Regions from separate parts of the Homo sapiens genome. Here region 1 is linked to region 2. Evidence: chromatin contacts called from ENCODE Hi-C or POLR2A ChIA-PET data. All regions are on one chromosome and are shown on one strand. Each heading gives the region's core, a stretch centred on a gene start or an enhancer-like site at or near the end of the contact. The rest is flanking DNA. Distances are from core to core; before and after follow the strand shown. Region 1 has its middle 98 kb from the start of HAO1. Region 2 has its middle 260 kb from the start of MIR8062.

Region 1 (2,700 bases), core at 160-2,659, 210 kb after region 2:
TAAAAATAATAGATTTTTCTGACTGGGATTAGCAGCTCTTGGTGCACTGATAAATCTGTATTCTGAGCTTCTTGAAGTGTTGGCAGGAAGAAGGGGCTGTCTATAATGAACTTCGTATAATAATGCCAGACTTTCCCAAGGAAACCACACATCATAACCGGGCTTCTTTCCCCTTAAGCTTCAACACATTTATTTATTCTTTATCTCTGTTCTCTCTTATTTCTTCTTATTCTTATCCTCTTCCCTCTCCTTCAATTTGCCTCAACAAAGATAATGAACTGACGTGGGCTTGGGTTTTAAAAATATTTGGGATTAGACAGATGTTAGAAGAAGGCATTTCAAAGAGAGGGGCAATTAAATTGGGTTGGGGGATTAAGGAGACCAGCCTCAGGCAGTTTAAGGAGTGATGCTAAGTGAGGTGAGACTAGAAGCTTAAGTCATGTCCAGATCATAAAGATTTCCAAATGGCATTAAGGAATCTGGCCCCAGGCAGTTGACTGAGAGTTTTTAGGATTTCTCAAAAAATAAAGACATAGACCAAAGTTGAATTTTAGGAAGATTATGTATATTAAATACAATCATACATGAAGGAGTATGTGTGTAGTATTAACTATAAACTATACTTAACACAAAAGTACATAGGTCAGTACTTTCAACTTCAATCAAAGAGATTACACATTCCTCTTTAGTGAATGGAGGTAAGGAACTTGTAGAAAATGACTAATGTTTACTCACAAGGAGACAACTGGAAGGAGCTGGAGGGATGTGGGTATGTACATGAGTAATGGAAGGAGGAAAGAAAAGAAAGAATAGAGATTTCTATAATTCATCCAGTACCTTTCCTCAGGGGTAGAGTTTGGCTTTCAAATGACCAGCAAGTCAACATTGGCAGCAGCTCAGCCACCAGAGCAATATCCAGGAAGCTACTGGAATCACAGAGGATTTTGAAACACATGTGTCTGGATTTCAGTGTTATTCCTGAATAAGTCTGTAGTCTTCCCTCAACACCTCCTTCTGTGAGAAATGGAAACTCGGGCAACACAAGGCAAGGAGGGACAACTGGACACACCAGCTGAATCATAACATCTGGTGAAGACTTCTCTGCTATCACAGAATCTGAGAGATGGCTAATACTCAGACCAGCTCCCAAGAGTAGCTTTTCCTGCAGGAGGGTGCAACAGCCTCAGGATTTCAGCTCAGGGGGAAATATGTCTGTATGAGTAGGAGAGAAATGGAGTTGTGTGTAAGCATATGTTTGTGGTTTTCGAAGCAGAGGACAAACACAAAATCACATAGCCTCCTGGTCTGATGGGTTTCCCTGACTTGGATGTTTCAGTGATGCAGTTTGGCCCTAGAGCCTTCATCTGAGCTAAGGTTCCCTCCCTCCCTTTTTGCTTCAGCTCAGTGTTTTGCTTGAATCTGAGTCATAAGCTCCTTAAGCTGGCAGGAAGCGGATAGTCGGGCTGGCAGCTTGCTCTCCCCCAAGCAGAGGGAGTGTCTTGGCTGACACCTAAGCAACCTTTTCCATCCCCAGACTCTGTAACAGAACCAATGAGCATTAGAAGAATGGAAGGCTGGGCTATACTCACAGAGTAGAAGAGAAAAACCATCCTATAGAAATCCAATAGCTCAAGCCATGGTTTTAAAAAAAATGGCTTATGGAATTTCCTCAGCCACTCATGATGTCCTTACAATATTTTGTGTTTATCCCTCAAAGCTTGTCTATGTACACTCTCAACCTAGCTCCCACCCCAGCTCTACAGGTCTTTATTCTCCATCCAGTTTCTGAATGATTTTCCCCTCTAGCAAACTCCATCCTTCCCTCTACTTCTCCTAAACCACAGCCACTCTAACAGCTAAGTTCATACTCTGAAAGCTTGCCCTGTAGGGACTTAGAGCAGAATACTACCAAGTATGACATCTTGGCATGCTGAGTACTTTGAAATGGAGGAGATAGGAAAGGCCTCTGCAACAAGGTATCTCCAACCTTTTCCCTCTTTCTTCTGTCTTCTAAGACATGTCATAGAAACCAGATTCCTCTCCCAAAGGTGGGTCATAGAAATTAGAACTCCTCTACCCCAAAGCAAACCATAAAACTTAGAAAGGCCACATTCTGACTTACCTCCCTTGAAAGTAGGCCATAAGACCCTCATTCCAGAGGGTCCTGCCCCATATCCAGGGGGAAATAATGCTACACAGAGAGATCAGGAAGAATCTGAACAAACAGGTCTTGCTAGGGTCTCCTCTTTCCCCCAGTTTATTACCATTAGATCATACCTTTTTTGTCAAATCATGTTTCTCCACAACTATCCACTTCTTTCATTAGACTTAGCATAAAAACACACAGCTTTCCCTGGGTCTTCAGGTCTTCATTTCTGAAGGCTCCCATGTCATGTAAAACTTTGTTAAATAAATGTGTGATGTGTTTCTCTTGCTAACCTGTCTTTTGTTATAGGAGTGTTAGTCATGGCCTTTGTGATGGATGAGGGAAAGGTATATTTTTTTATCCTTTCGGCCCCCATTCATGGGCAAAGTAATAAGCTACAATCTGAAGGAATTAAGGAAAGGCCTCTCTCCTGCCCAGTTCCAGAAGTCCTGCTTTACTGCATGATGAAGAGTACAGATGTGATCAGAAAGGAAGGAAACACTGAGACATTATCACTCATTGATACTCCAGCTCCCATCAGTTGTCAAATTAAC
Region 2 (2,700 bases), core at 77-2,576:
TCTCTCCCTCTACATGAAGACTTATCCCCCGCCTACTGTTATTCCTTGATAGCTCCCAGAGTATTTGTTTTGGTCAAGTTCCCTAGAAGCAGAGGCTGTCATATTTGTGTGTGTGTGTGTGTGTGTGCAAGCACATGCATGAGCCTATGAAAATAATTTACTAAAGATGTTCTATCAGGAGAAACCTATAAGGGAAAGAGAGGAATAAAGGAAAGAAGCAACAGCTATCCAGATAGGTGTTCCAGATGAAGTCTAGCCCCAGCCTGATTCCTTGGAGGACTTTGAAACGTGAATAGCCTGCAGGGTTTGTTACAAGTGGAGAGTTTTTGGTGCCCTCTCATCATTCACCCTTTGGCTATCAGGCATTGTCTCCCATGAGAGTATAACTCCTCAGATATTGCTGGGTAGCATGGCTCCCACTGACCAAGGTGAAGTTTTGAGAAGAGAAGGCAGCTGTGAGCCATGAACAGTGAACTCGCAGAAGAGCTGGGAGATGGGTGCACTGGAAGGTAAATGGAATCTTGACAAGACACTAACAGAGTCTACTACATTACGATTCATCTTTTTGTCACCTTGAGGCAGTAAGAATTAAGATATAATAAAGCCAAGGGTTTGATTCCTTTCTTTGGGCTTTGCTCCAAGTTGAGAACTCAGAATTCTCAAATCTTAGATAACATTTTTCAAAATGTATTTTAAAGGCGTATGTTTACTTAATTACTCCTGTATTTCTGCTGCTTTGGTTTTCCTGCATTTGATATTTACTAGAAGTAACTGGGACTATGGCTAAGAAGGTAGAACGGGTTTATGTGGCAATGACAGAAGCAGCTATGGCCTGGCCTCCTGCTAGGTCAAGGTAGGTCACATTGCAAAACCCAGTCTCAGCTCAGGAGGCTCCCAAGACTGAGCTCAGAATTACCATAGAGAAGAAGTCTGAGTCCTGCTTTTTGGGCTGTTTCACATATGACAAAGTCTTTACTTTGGTAATGAGGGAAGACACTGGTAAGCAGAGGTCTGCAGCCAGACAAAGTTGGGTAGAAATTCATTTCCAGTAGACCTCAGTTGTGTGACTTCAGGTATTAAGACATTGCCAGCCAAGTAAGCTGCAATAAAAAGTTCTGATTGATAGTCTATGTTCTCCAGATTTTTTGAATCTGGACTTCAAAAGATGTGTGCATCAGATAAGTGTTTGGTGAACTTCTCTATCATTAAGAGATCACTATATTATAGCATTCCTATGTTTCCTTTCAGCAAGAAAAAACAACTAGAAGTATCCCCCAGCTGCCTGTGACTACTAAGTAAACAGCTTTTAGTCACAAAAAAATGCTATGAGAATGATAACATGCCAAGCCTGTAACTTCAAACTCAGAAAAACAAAAACTATAAAGAGCCACATGATTATTCATTTCCTTACTCAACCTATATTATTCATAGCCTCCTGAAATTCCTAAAACATCATGGTAGGTTTTCCTTGCACGAGCAATGATTTCTAATAGTTTCCACATTCCAAAGACAATGAGGGCAAGAAGCCAATATTCCATGCACAAGCTCTGTGACATGAAATAATGTACGGAAATTACTACCATTGCTGATTAACACTCATTAAGCGCCAAAAGCATTTGACTTTAATTTGCAGTTAATTTTTTTTTCTGGTTTACATTTTATTCACTCGACATTGTGAAACACATTTCAAACAAGTCCACTTTATATTCATAATTTGCATGTTACTGAAAAATCTCCAGTGTAGTGGCTACATTGCTATGTGTATATATAGTACATTATGCACCATCTAAAAGAAACGGTAAATAATAATATAGGTGCAAATTATGGATTTTTGTTTAATCTGTCCTGTATTAACTCATTCGAATTGTCATTTCATATTAAGATTCCTAAATACTAGTGTAACATACTTATGGCTGAATGAACCTAGTAAAAGTATTTTCAGGGGAACTACCACAGGTCAAATTTGTGGATTTCTATTTCAAGAAAACTTTACTAAGAGTAGGAGAGATAAATGAGGCACAGTCTCTTGAGGACTTGAAGCTGTAGCACAGCATTTGTAAGTGCAGAATATAGATTCGAACTTCCTAGATTAAAATTCTCTCCCGTAAGCCATATTACCTTAGGAAAGTATTTAGTGTCTTTCTGTCTAGGTTTCCTGATTTGAAAATGGGGTTAATCGTAGCACCTAACATGGGGGTTAATAAATGTGAAACATTCAGAATAGCACTTAAAAAAGTAAACAGTGAATGTTCTTTATTATTACTTTGGAAAAAATATATTGCAGCCTCCCACTAGACCATCTAAACTGGTATTGTGACTTTTATAATAAGATATCACCAAAACAACAGTGAGATGAAGAGACAATAGTAAAACTTTGCCATTTCCTCATTCTTATAGGAAATGGCAAAGGTACACTGTCCTTCTTTTGATAATTCTTATAGTCCTCTTTCATGATATCTAAGATCAACAAAGAAATGAGGTAACTACTGAGGAAAACTTAATCATGAATCTGTAAGAAATATCATCTTTTTTGCTTCCATTAAGTCATTTCACTATTATGACTCTTCCTCCGACAGCATGCCAGAAGTGCTCAATACATGTGTAAGAAAATTTTCCCCAAATTTGAAAATAAGCAATAGAAGTAATAGGGTGTACTTTTCACACAATGCTGAGTGTTGACTAGCAAACTCTGTGGGAACA

Evidence for each region. Hi-C counts contacts between places; a loop is a spot of excess contacts on that map. ChIA-PET counts read pairs that join two places held with the same protein, here RNA polymerase II (POLR2A). Pooled maps may share reads with other maps.
Region 1: a map of endothelial cell of umbilical vein shows a loop between it and region 2 (4-fold over the local background). The contact joins two enhancer-like sites. A Hi-C loop is called at or near these places in 6 of 168 maps with a recorded cell type or tissue (MCF 10A, OCI-LY7, PC-3 and 3 more) and 3 of 50 pooled maps. POLR2A ChIA-PET finds 5 or more read pairs at or near these places in 1 of 52 experiments (MCF 10A).

What each region holds. Positions count from the first base shown.
Region 1 is chr20:7,840,667-7,843,366 of GRCh38, forward strand. No RefSeq gene overlaps it. Among named protein-coding and RNA genes, the nearest start is that of HAO1, 98 kb to the right of the region's middle. Within about 2 kb of position 1,410, at least 4 of the 41 ENCODE cell types and tissues checked have a DNase peak (open chromatin) inside an H3K27ac peak, as active enhancers do; they include PC-3 and mammary epithelial cell, where a contact is called at or near this core.
Region 2 is chr20:7,627,050-7,629,749 of GRCh38, forward strand. No RefSeq gene overlaps it. Among named protein-coding and RNA genes, the nearest start is that of MIR8062, 260 kb to the left of the region's middle. Within about 2 kb of position 1,327, at least 2 of the 41 ENCODE cell types and tissues checked have a DNase peak (open chromatin) inside an H3K27ac peak, as active enhancers do; they include PC-3 and mammary epithelial cell, where a contact is called at or near this core.